2 separate regions of the Homo sapiens genome follow, and region 2 is linked to region 1. Evidence: read pairs that join two places in POLR2A ChIA-PET (ENCODE). Cell type or tissue: PC-3. All regions are shown on one strand. Links, peaks and the distances in the headings refer to the core of each region. The heading gives the core; the rest is flanking DNA. Region 1 overlaps POLD3 (DNA polymerase delta 3, accessory subunit). Region 2 overlaps PGM2L1 (phosphoglucomutase 2 like 1).

What was found. ChIA-PET counts read pairs that join two places held together with the same protein. Peaks named below come from ENCODE experiments on the same cell type or tissue, not always from the same donor. Only the 100,000 strongest peaks of a DNase experiment are listed, where the experiment ranks them.
Region 2: POLR2A ChIA-PET joins it to region 1 with 9 read pairs; 2 of 35 experiments call an interaction of 5 or more read pairs at or near these places.

Annotation. Positions count from the first base shown.
Region 1 is chr11:74,634,994-74,645,454 of GRCh38, forward strand. POLD3 (DNA polymerase delta 3, accessory subunit) reads left to right here. Exons shown (of 12, transcript NM_006591.3): 11 at 1,204-1,282; 12 at 5,571-8,083. The coding sequence ends at 5,773. Among named protein-coding and RNA genes, the nearest start is that of POLD3, 48 kb to the left of the region's middle. In PC-3, for the core only: no CTCF peak of the experiment used is centred there; a DNase peak (open chromatin) is centred at 1,838; H3K27ac peaks cover 626 bases.
Region 2 is chr11:74,375,737-74,386,197 of GRCh38, forward strand. The region is part of intron 1 of PGM2L1 (phosphoglucomutase 2 like 1); the gene reads right to left. Among named protein-coding and RNA genes, the nearest start is that of PGM2L1, 17 kb to the right of the region's middle. In PC-3, for the core only: no CTCF peak of the experiment used is centred there; a DNase peak (open chromatin) is centred at 5,495.

The DNA.
Region 1 (10,461 bases), core at 1,262-6,261:
TAAAAAGAGATCCCCCCTGCATCAGAGCAACACGTGAAAGACAGAGGGGAACAAACAACTTAACACACGTTTGTTGCTCTTCAGAAGCAATTCTGGAAAAGGGCTGGATGGGAAAACTGTCAACCAAAGGGGAAATATAGCTTTGAACGCTCTTCAGCTGCATCTTATCTACACCTATTAGTGTAGATAATGAAGAGTTGAAAAAATAGTCGCTGACAATTTTTTTTTCCTTTGTGGCTGTTAGTTTTTCTTAATTCATTGTGTTAAGACCATCATTTAAATCTTACGCTGATTTCCTCATTAGCTGAAGAGAAAATGGGACGAAAGAGACCAGTGGAGATAAAAGGAAGTTGATACTAGTAATACCTATTTTGAGACTAAATTAGATAGCTATAATGTTGAAGTGTCAAGGCTGGCCAGGCGTGTTGGCTCACACCTGTAATCCCAGCACTTTGGAAGGCTGAGGTGGGCAGAATGCCTGAGTCCAGGAGTTTGAGACCTGGGCAACACAGGGAGACTTTGTCTCTACTTTAAAAATATCTGGGCATGGTGGCACATGCCTTTTAGTTTCAGCTACTTGGGAGGCTGAGGTAGGATGATCATTTGAGCCCAGGAGTTGGACTGTTGCAGTGAGTTATGATTGCACTTCTGCATTCCAGCCTGGGCAACAGAGCCAGAACTTGTCTCTAAAAAACAAACAAACAAAAAAAGAAGACAAGAAATGTGAAGGCTGACATAGCAAGTATCTACAGCAAGGGCATATGCCACAGAAATCCCTGGTGTGGTTTAGGGGCCATCCCTGTGTACTCCCATAATATCTGTCTCAGCCCTCACTACACTGTATTGCAGTGGTCTGCTTTCCTTCTCTCTCTCCTCCACTAAGGTCCTTATCCTATATGTCTTTTTAACCATGCTGCCTGCACTACCCAACAATAGTTTATTGACTGAATGAACAGAACACAGTTCTTTCTTCAGCATGCTACTTTCCTTCTTATGAACAATGAAGTATCAAGCCTGTGTATATAGTGGGCGTAACTTGTCTGTGTGATGGGGTTGGTTCTCTAAAACTAATGTAGAGTTTCTCTTTCAACTTTTTATCATAATGGAGTATTGGAGAGTGATTAGTATAGATTTAAAAGCTTTTGTTATTTTTCTGTATAACATAATTGATCCAGCTTAACATTGTATCCTCTGACCTTTTAGAGCTCAAGTGGAGAAAACAAAAGAAAACGAAAACGCGTACTAAAATCTAAAACTTACCTGGATGGGGAAGGCTGCATAGGTAAGACAAATATTTGGCTCCAAATCCAGAGATAGAATCTCTTATTACCACAGAGGCACCATAATCCCTTTTAGAACAGGTACATCTCAAACTTTAATTTACATGTGAATCATGCCCAAGTGGTACTGATGCTGTTTGTCTATGGCATACACTTTGTGTAGCAGAGTGTAAGTCAGAACACCTAGGTTCTTGTTTAGGTCATAGACTATAAAAATAAGCACTGAGATCTTGGCTAAAAGTTATGTCGTCCCTGGTGAAGAGTTTCTTATCTATGGAATATCTATTTTGCCTAAATGTGCAGTTATGAAGATTCAGGTGGCATAAATATATCCAAAAACAAGATGGAAACCACAGTATGGGCTTAAGATGTTATCATAGACATTGAGAAGCTTTTTTTTTTCTAGAATATTTGTTTTTATAAATTTGAACAGTGGAAAAGAAGCTACAGATGATTAGACTGTAATCAAGAGTCATCTTTGGTATTTGGTTCCATTTGTTCTTCAGAAGGGTATGACTCATCGAGATTGCTTCCTTTATGTTTCCTATTTGTAAGCCATGTTAGGTAAAAGCATGTGCTTGTTATGAAGGCCTAGGGAGGAATTAGAGTTCAGGCTTTGAGTCATTGGCTAGTTCTTCAGCCATGTTTTAGCTTCTTCTACCCTTTCCATAATCACACTAGACTTCTGTGGAGCTTTTAAGATTTAGCACTTGAGGTTTGATGGGATGCTCAGATCCTGGTACTGTATTTTTGTGTTTGAAAAGAGTTGTGGGTTTAGGCTCTTACCTTTGTTAGTTGGATAGCCCATGGTTGTCATTTTGCCTTTTGTGGCACCTGCTACAGCTTGGATCTTCAGAGAAGATTATTTTCCCTGTTACTGATTTTTTTTTTTCCTAGTTCAGACTTGTTTTGAAAAGATTGGCTCTGAAGAATCAACCTTTCCAGGTTCTTAAAACTAGTGAAGACATTTTGTCATCTGTGCTCCCTGTCCCACTATTCCCCACCTCCCAGTCCTCTGAAAAGGCCTCTGCCATTTTAATTGTAACATGTGATTGGGGAGTAAAATTCTTTACGTGTGGAAATTCTGTCTTTTCAGTGCCAAATTTCTTGTGAACCTGTGAATTCTGGACTTTGAATGGGTTTTTTTTTTTCTTTTTCTTCCTTTTTTTTTTTTTTTTGGCTTTCAGTCTTTTAATAGTTGCCATTTTCAAGCCTCTTGGTTTGGCCATGGGTGATAATATATGTGTTTACTGTTGAATTTCTTAATTCAACAGTGCATTTTTTAAATTTAAGAGGACAAAAACATTGGTGCCAGTTTTTTCCTCCTCTTTCTGCCCCAAAAGAAAAAAGTCAAACGTCTTTGTGAGAGTGAGAGTTCATTGGGAATTTGTGGGTAATTATTTATTGCTTTGTTTAAAATATAGTACTCGAGTTTTGGCCAGGTGTGTGATGTGGACTTTTTTGCACTCCTGTCTCCAGACAGGACTGTTAAGAGCCTTGGATGCAGCAGTGAAAACTGTGCTCACATTGCACTTTTTTTTTTTTTTTTAAAGGTTTTTGGTCCAAGCTCAACCTAATGAATCTTGGCTTTGGTTACCAACAAAGGAGTTCTGCTTTCCTCTCTCTGCTCAGACTGTTCCAAATGTACCAGCATAGGGGGCTTGCCCTGTCCTGTGCTGGATCAGATTTGTTCTATGGGTTTAGAAAGCTCATCTTTCTCTCTTTGTGACTTTGCAGCAGAAATTGGGTAGTTGGGCCCCTGAGATAAGTTTGGAGTAGACTTCTGGACAAGGGAATGGGTTTCTAAGAGCAAAGCAGTTAAGTGGAAAAGAAATCTGATGTTACCCACGAAAACCAGGTTTGTTTGCCTTTTTTTAATGGCAACCCAGAAAAGTGGCATGTTGTTCAGCTAAAATAAAGGCCCTATATTTTTAATGGAGACCTCCTTTTTTCTGGGGTTTGCGGTAGCTACAGCTTTGAATATAGAAATATTCCTTTTAGTTCTTACAGTATACTGAATATGCTGCTAAAGAAATTTTGTTGGTGCTGCCCTGACTGTTTTTTAACTCCCCTGAGCAATGTCTCACACAAAATTGGCAATGAGACAGCCATTGATTTCATTAATAAGTAATGAAATAATGAGCTAATTGATGCTGAAGTATAATGTAGACATGCTGCCATTTGAGTACAGAATATAGCTTATGAAGGAGCAAAGTCTTATACCACCAACTAGTAGAAAGTAATTTCCTTTCTGTATCTGTAGATGGCTCTTCAGACTTTTCTAATTTAAGATATTGAATAAATAACAGCTCGTAATTTTGTCCCATTAATTCAGTTACATAATGCTTTTGAAGATGCATGTGAGATGGAGGTGGTGTTCTGGGGTCTAATTGCTGAACGAATAGGTATGCCATGGGAATTCTCTAATTATCTTAGAGCAACATTTCTCAAACTTTGCCGGCTATGTGCATTACTTGAAGATCTTGCTAAAATTGAAATTCTGCATCAGTAGGCCAGGAGTGGGAACTGAGAGTGCATTCCTAATAAGCTCATGGGAGATTCTGTTGCCTCTGGTGTGCGGAGCACAATTTGAGTAGTAAGGCCTTTCAGAATACTTAATATATATCTAAAATTTATCAGTATTTTTTAGCCTCTAAGTGAACATCAAAGTGAATTCTGGGCTCTTACAAAATTAAAGACAAACTCTGGGAACTCTCTGGGAAGGGATTGTTGATTATGCAGCCTTAATGGGATTAGCTGGATAAGAGGGACGGAATGCTCCAGTGGCAATTGCACTTCAACATTTAAAACAGGGAAGGAGAGAACATTAATTCCCAGAGTGTGGTCCCCAGACCAGCAGCATCAGCATTATCTGGGAGCATGTTAGAGAAGCAAATTCTCAGGTCCCACCCCAGATCTGCTGAGTCTGAAACTTGAGAAACAGAATCTGGCAATCTATGTTTTAACAAGCCCTCCAGGTGGTTCTGATGCACAGTAAAGTTTGAGATGATATCTTAAGTAGCAGAGTAGGTATTGGGACACACATACATTTGATTCCAAAGCTTATGCCTCTAGAACAATTTGATATATTTTATTAGAAAGAATTATCAATAAAAGCTCAAGACTGTCATTGTTCTTTAATGGAAAAAAAAACCTTTTACTTTAATCATTTGAGCATTTATTATGCATATTAGGTTACGCTTTTCAGCTAAGAACAAGCTCTTTTCCTTCAATGTTTCTCTATCGCTTGCTGCAACCAGGAAGGCTGAGAAAGAATTTAGATAGCATTGGTTATACAGCTGCCACAGCTCTCTAAAATTACAGAAAGGTGGCATGCTGTTTCTTGTGGTTGGTATATGTGTTGCAGTAGTGTAGATCCTCCTCGGTTATGTGACGTCATGGCTGGAAGCCACTATCTGTGCCTGTGTCCTTTGGGGCTTGCTCATAATGACTGCTTACTGTTACAGTTCTTTTCCAAGTTTCCCTTGGGAAGGGTTCAGTGAGTTTTAATAGCAGGGGAAAAGCAATTTATGCCTTCGGCTGATAGGGAGTAAGAAAACTGGTAACTTTGTTTCTCAATTTATCACTGTCATTCCTTTAACACGTGTGTCATCCGATAGCATTTGCTTGAGATAGTTAACCTTCATGATACAGACTACTACTAAATTTTGGGTTAATTTGCAGCCATTAAGAACTAAGAACCGAACAGTTGAGTAACTAATCTTCAATTCTCTGTACCTAGGATGTGCAGAGAGTGGGTGGCATCAGGTTAGAGCTAGACAGGAGGGTCCATGGTGACCTTGGTTAAACAGAATGGAGGCAGGCAAATAGGCCAGCAGTTTAAGACCAGTAACGGGAATAGGCAGGCATTGTAGGTCAGAGAGGTGATACTTAAGAAGCCAGTCAAAGCATGGAGTTAGAAGTAAGTGTTTAAGATATAGACAATTCGGATATAGAGTTCAGGAAGTTAGCCAGCATAGGCCAGGACCCAAATAAAGGATTTAGGCAATTCACTGATAAAGGGCCATTTAAAGGCATGGGATATAGCTGTGAGGGAGAAAAGTGAACGTTAATTCTAAGCATCAAATAGAGACTGTGTGAGCTCAGGATCCCACATAGTTCCTACCTTAGGCTAGATCTGATCTCCCAGTGGGAGAAAGATTGAGTCCTAAGTAAGCATATTTGCCTTGATCAGAGTCTGAAATGATTGGGGTTAGCAAGACATCCCATTTTCTTCATAGAGTAAATGATTCAGCCCACCCATGTTCCATTTTTTTCTCATCCTACCAGTGACTGAAAAAGTCTACGAGAGTGAATCCTGCACAGATAGTGAAGAGGAGCTTAACATGAAGACATCCTCAGTACACAGACCCCCTGCCATGACTGTGAAAAAAGAACCCAGAGAGGAACGAAAGGGCCCCAAGAAAGGGACTGCTGCTCTGGGCAAAGCCAACAGACAGGTGTCCATTACTGGCTTCTTCCAGAGGAAATAAACTGCCATCTCTGGTAGATCAGAGACTTGGAGTGGTCAAGGGAGAAGACCAAGAAATGTACTCCTCACTTACTATGTAAGTTCATCTAGATCTCCACCTCACCTGTATCAAAAGACTGTTCTTTCATCCTGTGAGGTTTATACTATTTCTGGTTTTTAACCAAAAGGAAATCATCTGGAAGCAGGAGGCAAAAAGCTGTTACCTTCTAATGACATTTAAAAAGCACAGTCTTTGACCTGTCCAGGAGAAGGATTTACTCCAAAATTATACTGGAACAGTTTTCAGAATTCTCACTGAAGCCATTTAGTGGCTAACCCACTGTGCTCCACTCACCCTATGCCCTGGTCCGCATATGGCACAGGAATTATTCCTTCTTGTTCCTCTGTATTCTAAGAATTCATGTGGGTGTTTCTTATCCTTACATTCTGCTGGATACGTTTACCCCTCTTGTCTTCCTGCAGTACCACACTTCTGTCCCCTAACCTCCTGAGGCTGTTCTCTGTAAGTCTTTTAAGTTTTGGTTGGACTAAAGGCTGAAGTGAAAATCTCCCTGTAATCCTCTTCCTCCATTATGCAGTACACGGACACCTGGCTACAGACCAGGACGTGGCTTGTGTTCTGTTCCTTTCACAAAAGCTCTCTGGGACCTTCACTTGCAATTAGTGGTTAGGGAAAAGCCTCAGGCAGAACACAAATAGAAATTTAATGATGTGTTCAACTCCACCAGAAATTACCTCGAGTCAGCATTGACGATATTGGAGGAGCTGCCGTGCTGCTGATACGGGGTGTGCTTTATGCTGCTCTTTGCGGTTTGTTGATCCCCTCCTCCCCCACTCTCAATACCTAGAGAGTGAAACCCGTACAATGAGATAAAGACTAAAAAGAGAAATCCCTTCCTATATACAGTGTGCTACATTTACAAAAAATTTCTCCTTAAGAAAACAGAATATTCAAAAACAGCACTTTTCCAGGAAGTTAGTGAGGAAGATAAGGCACACATTTATTTATAAATGGATGTTGCTCCTTTGTATTTTTAGCTTCCCTATTTGCTTAAAAGTACAGGCTCCCTAAGAGAGGATGGAGAGGGAGAGACTGAATTGTTAGTAGGTCTAAACATCAAAGAAAACATTTTTATTAGTTACTTATGGAAAATCATCTATTACAATGATAACCTTCAAGTGACTTCCATTATGGCTGGACAGGCGGTGAGCTCAGTGGATTGCAGTGGTGTGCTGGTGATTTTGCACAGTGAGCTCTGCGGAAGGGGTCAGGCTCAACTGCTGATGTGTCTCACACGTAGCAGACAAGGGGTGTCTGACTGGCTTCTTTTGCCTCAAGATGGTGTATGTCGTAAGTGATGCAATCAGCTGTCTGCTTTTTAAGGTTGGGATTGTGCTGACTTTGGGATTAACATGAGCTTCTTTAGCAACCAAGCATGAACTTGATTAAGACCAGAAGTTTGGGAGATGAGTCCTGGCATTATGTCTAGGACTAAAGCAGTGGCTTTGTATAGCAAGCTGAGTAAAGGTTGACATATTCCAAAACCCTTCTTTTTAAAAGGAAAAAGGATGGAGAGAAGGATGGAAAGCCTGGACTTAAACCTTTAGAAAAAACTTCTGGAGAGAAATCCCTTTTAAACAGTTACTTTTGTCATTGCCTCTGGTCATTTGTCTAAATAGGAATGGAAAATTAAAAGAAAAGCAACAATCCAATCTTTTTTCTAAAAATTATGCTGGGGTCTCGACTAAAACTGAATTTGAATTGGAAAATTCTGGTGTTGGTTGGAGTTCCATCTTGCAAGGGATAATACAAATCCTATGATCTCTATGCCCAATATGCTGCCTCAACTCTGAGCTGTCTGCAAGGCTTAGTAAGTATTGAGTGGTGTTTTTTTTTTCTTTTTATACAATACCATGTTAACCACATGAGTTAAATAAATTTGAGAAGTTGTTTTAAAACAGTGCTTCAAACTGAGTATCTGATGAGTCTCTTATTTGATGGATGGTAACAGTGTTGCAATTATTTAAGCTCTGAATGGGAAGAAGGCTGGTTTTCAGTTGATATTGTTAAAACTGCATACCCACAGTCTGAGATGAACAAGTTATTTGCTGCCTTCATCGTTTTTTTCAGCACTGGGGAAATGTTAGTTTCAGCCAACCTCATTTTTTAGTTCATCTAGAAGAAAATCTAGCACATTGTATTAGTTTGGCTTCATCACTTGCTAGCTGTATGACTGTGGGCAAGTTTCACAGCCTCAAGTTCTTTATCAAAATAAAACTAAAATGAGTTACCAAGGGTGTCAAGACTAAAGTCAAGTGTATGTAGCATGAATTCGGTCCATGTTGGCGGTCACATACGCGCTCTACAAAATGGTGGCTTTCTTTCTGATGTCATAAGTGATGTAATCAGCTAGCAGCTTCCTGAAATGTTATCAGTTATACGACCCAGGTGGTATATTCTTCAGTCATTCTGGCTGTACATGTAGTAAAAAGGGGAAGATAGTTGTCCTATTTCATGAAAGGTTTAAAGAGAGTAGATATTTTCCTACTGAAGGAATTATAGATGCCTATATTTACTGTTCATTTATTGTGTATCTACTATGTGTCAAGCCCATGACCTGGGGACTAGAGGATATAATAGAAACCATAGAATTTGGCACTTGATCCTCACAATTTAGTGGAAGGGAAAGCCAGTAAAATGAAATGACAGTGCCATATGTGAGTGCAATGTACAGGGTCCTCCAAGAGTTCCCAGGAGGATGGGTATCAAGGCAGTCTTCCTGGAGCAAGCAGTTCTTTGAATGATGAGCAGGATTTCACCCAGCAAAGAGGAATGGAAATGACTTTCCAGGCAGAGGAGCATGGCTTTTGGGAGAGGTGGGCTGTAGAACTTGAGAATAGGGAGGAAAATGTATTCAGAAATGAAGTTGGGGCCTTGCTAAGCAGTTTGGATTTGATTTGTAGATAATGGGAGCCAACTGAAGAAATTTAAGAAGAGTAACAGAAGTTGGTTCTCAGTTAAGAGTGACAGCCAGTATTTACTTTGATTTTGTATCCATGATAGTATTTCTACCCTTGCATATGCACATTGTATCTTAAAATTCTAGCGGGATTAAAGAAAACCATCTTGGTTAAAACAAGGCCGCTTAATTCTGGCAGTCAGCATAGACAATTGCAGTGTTTCCCTTGTCTTCCCCCGTCAACATAGATTTCTGTAGCAGAATCAATTTTTTAAAGTGATTTCAAAAGCTGGTATTTCTTCTTTGACACTCTCAGTGATGAGCCTCCACTCACCTCCCTGGAAAAAACTGGGAATTCAGGGGCAGAGGGGGCTGGTAAACGAGTGAAACAGTTCTCTATTCCTTTTCTATCTTTGTTTCTTTAAGAAGACATTAGTTATTATACAGGAGAGGGCTGAAGAGAAGGGCCATATAAGGAAACTAAATAGTTTCTCCAGGACATGAGTAGAATGAGTGCCTAATAATGTATTTGCCAGAAACGTACTCTGTGTCAAGACTCGTTTTGGTAAACTTGTCTCCTTTCATTGGTTCCAGGATCTCAGTATGCTGTAATGCAGCTTTTACCACCATGAAACATTTTGGGGCTGCCTCGTTTTGTTGTGAGAAGGCAGTATTGCTTTCTGAGTTATTGCCCTGGCAGCTCTGTAAATTAGCCCATGCTGTCACCATGCCCTCTCTGAAGGGCACATTGTACCCAAATGACTGCATTTAGGATTGACTCTTACCACTCCCTGCTGCATGACACTTTTCTCCACTTGTATCTGTGTCCAGTTTTTTGTGTTCTTAGGTGCGGACCACCCACAGATTACCACCCAGGCTCTTTAGCCAGAGAAACTTGGTAAGGCTTCTGATCCAATATTTTTCCATTGGATCAGAATCCACCTTAACTCTACAATTCCCCTTCTACTTCAAACCCTTAATGTTTTCTGAACACCCATTCCCCTTAACTGTTCTCATTTTCTCTTTCCAGACTCCATGTTTCTTGAGGTTTCACCTTGGCTCCCTGTACCTACTTTCTTAATATTCAGAGTTCTTCATGGCTGGTTCTTCAGCTTCATTCTTTTGGTGTTTTAGGCTTTCTCAAGGCTCTTCATGGCATGTCTTTTACCGGACTGCTCTTGAAGAATGGAAAAACTACTTTGTTTAGTGTCTGTTTGGGATCAGTCAGATCCAAAGCATAAAGCAGTTATTGGAAGCTAGTTATGTTTAGTCCTGGATAAAATACTTTGGGGATTGTAAGAGCCCGTAAGTTACCATTTTGGAGTGACAAGACAAACATACTAAATAGCATTTAGCATTTGACACAATGCTTAGATGAGTGATAGACATGGGACTTAATAATTTAGGAATGAATTAGGATAATCATTATGGGCAAAATATTATATTCCTATGCAAAGAACAATAAAAGATTTAAAGAAAGAAACAGGCTGAGGTAGGCTAACCATTTTATTGGGTGTTATTCAGCTATTTGAACTTCACTTGCCACTTGTACATTCACGGTGTAAGTAAACCATGATTTAGTGAATCTTTAATTAATGGAGTTATTTCTGTTGTGCTTTAAGCATGAGAGTATTGACGAGAAAGCAAGCAGTTATCAGGAATTACTTCAAAAGGCAGTTTATACAATATAAAGTCTGTATAGGCTCCACTCAGTTTTGTACACACTCAA
Region 2 (10,461 bases), core at 3,414-8,413, 260 kb before region 1:
TTAACTGAAATTTTAATCTGCTTAAAACTAATGGATGATATATAAAATCCAGACTCAAGCAGTTTCTGTTTCATAAATGGCACACACTAACAAATAACCTACATAAAAATATGAATAGCTATTATGGAAAAATATGAATAACAATATCTGGGATATTATCATGTCTAAGATACCATGATATTTCATAGAGAGGCCAAAGAGAGTTGAAGAGGGCTAACATTTAAAGATGGGCATAAGAATGGCAAAAATTGAATAGACTCTTCACGTTTAGAGGGTACATAGCACTGTAATACCCTGCTAGTAGGAATGTAAACTGGGATAGTCTTTTTACAGTGCTTTTACAGCAAGTATCAAATTTTAAATTGCACATGCCTTTTGGCCCATAGATTTCTGTCCACAAAAATACCTTCACATGAACAATAACATTTATTCATATAAGAATGTTCACTGCAGCATCTGTATGGATAGTATTATTATTAATATTACTATTGTGTAGACGAAGAAACTAAGATTTAGAGAGGGAGCCTAGTATCACTGAGGTGGCATTGGAAATTTAGACAGGATGGGAACCTAGGCTGGGCTGGCTCTAAAGCCTACACCATCTCACTACAGACAAACAAAATAATTGTGTTGGGGTGTTAATAATGCTTCTGATAACAATTTAACTCCAGTTACAAAGCAAAACGATATTCCTTTTTATAACAAGTATAGTGTGTGTGTATATATATATAGTATGTATATATAGTATAATGTGTATATAGTATATATGTGTGTATATATACAGTATGTATATATGTATATATGTAGTATGTATATATATCTAATGAGTATATATGTGTATATACACATTATGCATATATGTATGTATATATACGTATGTATACACACACACATATATAAATGATCCAGCAGACATAAATGCTGTTGGTTACTGAGTATACTTCCTAATGTTTAACTGCACAGCTACTAGAGTAGGGCCTAAAAATTCCATTCCCAGTTACAGACTTCACAACCAGTACTAACCTAATTCCTGGTTGTTGAAAAACTGGTAAGTTAGAGAAAAATAAAAATGAATAAAAAATCATGATATACTAGACATAATAAATACATTTGTATGGCAAAAAAAGCTAAATAATTATGACAACTGGCATTTGAAATCTACTTTACACTCAGATTTCTCCCCTATTTAACAGTGAGACATTAATTTAGATGTTGATGTTATAAACTTTTAAAAATATAACCTAAAAAACTATCTATGCAGCCATAATTATCACATATTCTCCATTCAGATGAACTTACATTTGTATTTTTTTGCTAAAGTCAATATATCACTACGATTTTATAAACTATAATATATGAAGATTCTAAAGAATTATAAACTAATTATCATTATTATTATTTCTTTTTTTTTTTTTTGAGACGGAGTCTCGCTCTGTCACCCAGGCTGGAGAGCAGTGGCGCGATCTCGGCTCACTGCAAGCTCCGCCTCCCGGGTTCACACCATTCTCCTGCCTCAGCCTCCCGAGTAGCTGGACTACAGGCGCCCGCCACCACGCCCAGCTAATTTTTTGTACTTTTAGTAGAGACGAGGTTTCACCGTGTTAGCCAGGATGGTCTCGATCTCCTGACCTCATGATACGCCCACCTTGGCCTCCCAAAGTGCTGGGATTACAGCCGTGAGCCACCGCGCCGGCCAACTAATTATTTTTAAATGAAATTTTTATGTAGAACTCAGGTATAGTAAATGAAAAGGAGAGCAGAAGAGTATATACAGTGTTTTCATTTCTATAAAAAGAGGTATGTGTATATTTATATATCATCTAGAAGTATTCCATGCAAATATAAGAGACTAAAAATAGTGATTACCTCTGAAGGGGATATTAGGCATGGGGTTTCAAGTAGAAAAGTGACTTATTTTTATTGGATAGCCATGATGCTGTTTGGATATTTTATGTATATATCACTTTTTTATGGTTAAAAACTAGTTAGGTATTCATGATGGCTGAGAAAAACCACTACTTGTGTGTCTATGTGAATAATTTTTTACCTCACAAATTGCTCTCCTTTTCCCATTCACAGAAAGCTACTGATAAGATCTGAATCTATAAAACATATATTGGCTTTCTCTCAAATGCAAATTATTGTTTGCTTTCTGAATGTGCTCTCTTATTTACAATTCACTGATTACTTGGGGGTAGAAGCCTAGTCAGGAAAAAAAAAAAAGAGGAGGAAGACAGTAGGAAAACTATTTGACTGACCTGCTTTGAAGAAACATACATACCAGGCTGGGCACATTGGCTCATGCCTGTAATCCCAGCACTTTGGGAGGTCGAGGCGGGCGGATCACCTGAGGTCAGGAGTTCAAGACCAGTCTGGCCAACATGGCGAAACCTTGTCTCTACTAAAAATACAAAAATTAGCTGGGCATGGTAGCATGTGCCTGTAGTCCCAGCTACTTGGGAGGCTGAGGCAGGAGAATCACTTGAACTAGGGAGGCAGAGGTTTTAGTGAGCCGAGATTGCGCCACTGCACTCCAGCCTGGGCAACAGAGTAAGACTCCGTCTCAATTAAAAAAAAAAGAAAAAGAAAAAGAAATATACACACTGACCTATTATATAAAATGAAAATTAATTATTTAGAAAGTAAATGCATTCAATCTGAAATAAATTTGCTTTTAACTAGCATATCTTAGAATCCTAACAATTTTAGTACTCCAAAAAAGTAATCCTGCAGAAAATCCAAAAGATCTTAGTGACTACTAGCATTTCTCTGTACTTCATCAGTAATAAAGCTAATTGTTTAGTATGAAATCAGTAAGGTGCAGAATACAGAAAAAAGCCATACATTATTTTCAAATTTTACCTGTATACCAAAAATTTTCCTTTAGGTTCTAATCCTATGGTTTGCTTCAACTTTACATGGCTGAAATGAAGAAAAGAAAGTGTCTTCTTACATAGTACTTGTGGAGTTTTCTTTTTTCTATATTGTAGAACCATAAGGCCCAAATTCAAAGAAAACATGAAAGAATTGATTTTTCCAAAACCACTTAAAAAAATTAACTTCTTACAAACTTTCACAGATGTGCAGAAGGTTACACACCAGACCAAAATTCACATCAACTCTGCCTGCTGACCAATGAAAGTATTAACATTCACTTATGAAGGATCATTTTGAACTTGCCCAAGTTTTCTGAACCTATTCTGTTCATAACTAGGGACTTCTATATTATTTATGTATAATAAATATAAATGTCTATAAAAGAGTGTAAAAAAAGTAATCAAGTTTGCCAATGAGAAGTGCGTTAGTTTGTCTGCATTGGTATAAAGGAATACTTGAGGCTGGGTAATTTATAAAGAAATAAGTTTTATTTGGCTCATGGTTCTGCAGGCTGTACAAGCACAGCACCAGCATCTGCTCCACTTCTGGTGAGGCCCAGGAAGCTTTTAGTCATCGCAGAAGGGAAGGATAGCCAGCCTATCACATGGTGAAGGAGGGAACAAAAGAGAGCTGCCAGGCTCTTCAACAATCAGCCCTCATGTGAACTAACAGAGTGACAACTCCTTATTATCACCAGCAGAGAACCAAGCTATTCATGAGGGAACCACCTCCATGACCCAAACGCCTCCCACCAGGACCCACCTCCAATATTGGAGGTCACATTTCAACATGAGATTTACAGGGGACAAAACAGCCAAACCATATTAAAGAGTTTGCCTGTAAATCTTTTTTCCTACTTATCTTATAAACCTACTATTTTAATAATTCTAACACAATTTGAATCTACTCTATTAGTATTCTAGTACAAAACCTAACAGCTTAAATACACTCAAAAACATGAATCGTATTGTTTAGAAGATTGGAACAGATCTAAAAGAACATAATATATATTAAAAATCCCAAATTCAGGCTGGGCGCGGTGGCTTATGCTTGTAATCCCAGCACTTTGGGAGGCTGAGGTGGATGGCTCACCTGAGGTCAGGAGTTTGAGACCAGCCTGGACAACATGGTAAAACCCCGCCTCTACTAAAAATACAAAAAATTAGCCAGGTATGGTGGTGGGCACCTGTAATCCCAGCTATTCGGGAGGCTGAAGCAGGAAAATTGCTTGAATGTGGGAGGCGGAGGTTAGAGTGAGCCGAGATCATGACATTTGCACTCCAGCCTGGACAACAAGAGTGAAATTCTGTCTAAAAAAAAATCCCAAATTCTAATATTGTTACACATCTAAAGGGGAGCCAATATACAAAATTGACTCTTAAGAACTCAAATACTTCTAAAGTTGCAAAATTGTACATAACATTTTTAAATGTTACTGACAGAGACTTGTGTCTAAATAATAAATACCAGTTTTATATAACTACAGAGAAAAACATTTTTATTTTGTTTATCTATTTATTATTTTGCCCCTCATCTTGAATGAAAGACAAACAAATTTTAAAGTTTATTTCTAACCAGAAGTTAAAACAGGAAAGTGCAATCTGAAAATCTGAAAGGTAAACACAGCTGACATTTACTTCTGAGGGTAAGCCGATTTGAAGATCCAAGTCTAGAGTCTTGGAGCAGAACAGCTTTTCTAAATCAGATGTTTCTTTATTAAGTCCAAAATATATTCATGCTAAACCAATCATTCTTTCCTATTTAAATAATTTTTGTGTAATTCTAAATTTAATTTCCTTATCTTTAAAAAATTGGTAGAAATTAACATAAATTTGGCTTAGATAAAAAACTTGAATATAAAATATACTCATCATATAAAATGAGATTTATTTGAATAATTGCTTAATAAACACAAAAATCATATCCATGAAATGAAGTACTAATTACCCCCAAAGTAGAAAATAATCCTTGAAATATTATCATTTAAGAATATTAGATATACCAAATTAGTGTGAAAAATTTAAAAAAGTTAATTATTTTGTTTCAAAAAAACCTATCTTTTTTTAAAAAAACTATAATTTTAACAAAGCACATACATTGAGCTCAATTTTACTGTTCAATGACATAGTCTAACTTGTCTCTGTTAAGTTTTAAGTAAAAAATATTTCTCATATAAGGTAGTCAACATAAAATATTTCAAATGTTTATTGTCTTTCTACAACTATTCTGACACATCATACTTTTCTTGACCAACAAAGAATCCAATTATTGGCTAATGTGCTCAGTAGACCACTGCAGGAGAGAAAGATCACTGAACTATAATTCTAGAAGGTTTGGCCCTGATCTTGAGTCAGCAATTGCTTAGCTAGATCATCCTGAACAAGTCACTTCACCTTTCCTTAGACTTTAGATTCCAAGCAGATGTGATGATTTTTGAGATTAACTTTTCAAACTCTACAGGTTTTGTCAGTAAGTGATCATGTGAGGCACTAAGTATACTAAGTTCAAGGGTTCCAGTAGCATCTATTACTAGCTTTATGACCTTGAACAGGTAATTTCACTCCAGTATCCTCACCTGTAAAAAACAGGAATCATGTTCTACTCTTCTTCCTGGGCACCATGCCAGCCTCCCTTGGAGCTAAATGAGACCATGTGACAGAGTTGTGGTCACTGGATATGAAAGAGATGTGCACCACTTCCATGCCTAGCCCCAGACCTACTCCCCCACCACTCCTCTTTCCCCATTTACCCATTAAACAGAGAGGACTCTAAGGACCTAGAGGAGTATGTAGCAACAAGATGGAATAAATGATTTCACGGAGCAAAATCCCCCTCTTTTACCTCCTACCTCATGGACCAGCCCTGGGCTGTAACGTGAGCAAGAAATAAATTTTCACTGTGTAAGCCACTGAAACTTTGGCGTATTTGTAGGGTTTTTTGTTTGTTTGTGTTTTTGTCTTTTTTTTTTTTTTTTTTTTTTTTTGAGACAGAGTCTCGTTCTGTTGCTCAGGCTGGAGTACAGTGGGGATATATCAGCTCACTGCAGCCCGGACCTCCTGGGCTCAAGTGATCCTCCTGCCTTGGCCTCCCCAAAGTGCTAGAATTACAGGTGTGAAGCCACTGCACCCAGTGTAAGTAATATTTGAACTGAAAAGTGAAAGATCAGTAGGAGTTGGATTGTGGAGCAAGGAGGGTGAGGAACAAGTTGGGAGTAGAGAGATAATGAGTTCAGTATTAGACTTACTGAATTTGAAATAATATCTATACCCAGCACGCTAACCATTGCTTCCCCCCCACCCCCACCAATGGTAACCTAGGAAATGAAAATTAAAACAAGATACCATTTTTCACCTAAAAATTTATTAAGAATTTTTAAAATGAGTAAGCCCAGTGCTGGGGAATGAAAATTAACTCTAGTAACCAAGGAAATGAAAATCAAAACAAGATACCATTTTTTCACCCAAAACTTGATTAAGAGTTTTTAAAATGAATAAGCCTAGTGCTGGAGAATGAGAGTGTATTTATTGTTATGGCTTAGTAAAAAACCACTCTAAACTTAATGGTTTCAATCAATAATCATTAATTATCTTTCACAGTTTCTATGGGTTAGGAATTCAGAAAGGGCACAGCCAGGATGGCTTGTCTGTGTCCTGCTGTAGGCTTGTCTATCTGGCAGTGATGCTGACTGTAGGCTGGGGCCTAGTGGAGGCCATCAAATGGAACACCTACAGAGGCCACTCCTTGTGGCCTCGGTTTCCTTGCAATGTTGGGTTCCAAAGGCAAGTGTCCCATGAGCAAGCAAGCCAAGTGGAAGTCATATTACCTTTTATGGCCTAGCCCTGAAAGGCAGGTTAGCTTCCACTGCACTGTATTTACTATTTTTATTTTTATTTTTATTTTTTTGAGGCAGAGTATCACTCTGTCACCTAGGCTGGAGTACAGTGGTGCAAACACAGCTCACTGCAGCCTCTGCCTCCCAGGCTCAAGCAATCTTCCTACCTCAGCCTCCCAAGTAACTGGGACTACAGGCATACACCACTGTGCCTGGCTAACTTTTTAATTTTTTGTAGAGATTGGGTCTTGCCATGTTGCCTAGGCTGGGCTTGAACTCCTAGCTTCAGGCAATACTCCCGCCTCAACCTCCCAAAGTGCTGAGATTACAGGCATGAGCCACCGCACCTGCTTTGTACTATATTTCTTTAGACAGTTACAAAAGTCCACCCAGGTTCCAGCAGAGGGAACACAGATCCCACCTTTCAATTGAGGAGTACCAAAGTCACACAATAAGAAGAGCATGTGGAATGGGACATATAGGTGCAGCCGTCTTTAAAAACACAATCTGCTACAGAGGGACTATAAATCAATACAACATCTCAGATGACAATTTGCCAATGTTTTAAGTAGCTTAAATATTAAATAGTCTTTGTTTTAGCAATTCTACTTCTAGAAATTTATCCCAAGGAAATAATCACGGATTCATGTTATGATTTAGTCATAAGGATATTCACTAAAGTAATGTTAATAATAAAAAAGTAAGCAAGCCACATGTTAATAGAAAACTGGTTAAATAAAAAGGCTGATGTAATAATACATTAAAATAATGTATTAAAAAATCACAATAGAATTTTAATATGCAAAAACACTTAGATATATTAAGGGAGTAAGTATATAAACCATACATGCAATACAATTCCAAATTTGTAAAATACACATAAATGCACAGAAAAATAAAACTAAAAAAAAATGTGATTGTTCCTTATATCTTTATAGGGAAGGATTACTTATGTAATCAAGGAGAAAAGTTTACAGAATACAAATTAACCCCAAACTCTTATTTATTTAAAATTTTACTTTATTTTATATTCCAGATACATGTGCCAGTTACATAGGTAAATGTGTGCCATGGTGGTCTGCTGCACCTATCAACCCATCACCTAGGTATTAAGTCCCACATGCATTAGCTATTTATCCTGATGCTCTCCCTCCCCACGCCTCCCAGACAGGCCCCAGTGTGTGTTGTTCCCCTCCCGGTGTCCATGTGTTCTCATTGTTCAGCTCCCACTTGTAAGTGAGAACATGCGGTGTTCGGTTTTCTGTTCCTGTGTTAGTTTGCTGAGGATAATGGCTTCCAGCTCCATCCATGTCCTTACAAAGAACATGATCTCAATCCTTTTTATGTATACATAGTATTCTATGGAGATATATAAATAAATATATATATATATATATAACATTTTCTTTATCCAGTCTATCACCGATGGGTATTTGGGTTGATTCCATGTCTTTGTTATTGTGAATAGTGCTGCAATGAACATACGTGTGCATATATCTTTATAATAGAATGATTTATATTCCTTTGTAACCCCAAACTCTTAACCTGTGGATTAATGTCATTCATCAGTTTAGGAAATTTCATAGTAACTATCTCTTTCCTCTCCTTAAGAGATTCCAATGAATAGCATGTTAGACCTTTTCCTGTATCATCTTATGTCTCGTAGCCTCTCTTTTACTCCCCCACTCCCCCCGCATCCTTTTGTCATTCCATGCTTTGTTCTGACTATTTTTCACTGACCTATCTTGTAGTTTGTTAATTCTCTCTCTGATTCCTCTCTAAAGTGTTGTTAAATTTGTTCATTGAATTCTTAATTTTGGTTATTGTATTTCTTCAGCTTCAGAATTTCTATTTTTAAAAATTTACTTTTTGTATTATTTTCATTTCTCCACCAATTTTTTTAACTTATGAGATTACTCTTACTTCTGCTCTCTGCTCAATTTTAATCTTTTTTAATCTTCTTGATCTTGACAATCTTAGTTATTTTAAAGTCTACATTTGATAAATATAGGAGCCCTTGCCGGTCAGTTTGCATTATCTGTTGTTTCTGCAGGTTCTTGTTTATGTTGACTTGCTTCCTTATATGTTTGGTTATCTTTGACTCTGTACTATTATATTTATATTATTTTTGTAATATTAGGTATTATATTTAAAATATTATTAGTAGGAATAATTTGGAAACTAAGATGAAGCTACCTCCCTCCAGGAAACTTGTTGTTGTTGTTGTTTGTTTGTTTGTTGTTTTGCTTTTCTTAGGCATCTGAAAGCACTAGCAATCTAGGTTCACTTTAATCCAATTTCCAAGCCATCCAAATGACTCAAAACTGGAATATAGTCTGTATGCGGAGTGTTTACTTTGAGTTCACCAGTATTCACAGGGCAGCCCTTTGGACTTCTAACCTAAAGTAAGAGTGTTTTCAGGGTCTCCACCCGCAATAGGGCCTAGATTCCAACTTTTGTCCCGCTATACTAGCAAGGCTAACAAAAAGACTGACAATCTTCTTAGCTGCCTATCCTGATCAATAAATGTGCCCTGGGCAAAAGTGGCCCCCTAAATACTAAACTCAGCTCTCTGAATTTCTGTCTTCTTCTAGATCATGGCCTGGAATTTCCTTCTTCTTCCAAATCTTAAACTGGAAACTCTTGACTAACATTAAATAACACCTTCAAACAGATTTTTAAATCTATATTTTGTCTGTTTTTTCCAGTTGTTGGAGGAAGATTGTCCAAATTACCTCATCTGTCATTTCTAGAAGCAGAAATCTTTCTATCCTACAACACTGCACTATATAGTATGGCTTTACTACACTTAACTTACATGTACTCCACTATATGTATTTAGCCCTGCCTCCTAAATATTAAAATTGTATTTTGTGTATGTGCTCTATTATATATGGCACATTACTACATATGTTACATATTCTCATATATTACTGTGTAAGGATAGATATTTGAAATCATGTATCTTGTAGTTCTTGGACAATTTAAGGGTTTACAAGGGTGATTTTAAAATTTTATACCATTATCATTATTTATTGACTTTGGAATCTAACTCCTAAGTAAGACAAGACTCCATTATACCAGAAATGTTCTCATACGGAAGTTGCCTATTTGGGATACTACAGAACATGTTTTTATTCTGAGTAGGAGCTTAAATAAGATAATATCTATATTTCTGTCAACTGAGATTCCATAGTTTTATGCTTAATTTAACGTATACTCAGACAAAAGATTCATGGCTTGATGTTTAATGCATATTTTGAAATGGCGAAAATACTACCAACAGGAGAACCCTGCCCATCAGCATAAAAACCACCAAGAAAGGAAACAATAATATGCTTTTTCTTTTTCAATAAAGCCCAAATTCCATATTCTTCTGAAATTAGGCTACAATTATGGTCTGACAGCATTTCCCAGAAGTTAAATATCTCTGTATCATGTATATGTCATCTTTACATGTTATAGAAATAATCTAAGGGAAAAAATTATATGCAAAATGATGCTGTCAGCATTATTCAAAATAGTTTTTAAAAATCAGAATACTTTAAGACATCCAGCAAAAAGGAAATGGTTAAATATGATATATTTACCAAGTGAAATACTATGCTGTCAATAAAATTATAATTATGTTCTACGTGATAAAAATTACATATATAAATTCAAAAGACAAACTGAGAAAAAAACATTTGTAATACATGATACATCAAAGACTTATTTCTTTGGCATTAAAACAGGAGAAAAGATTAATAACT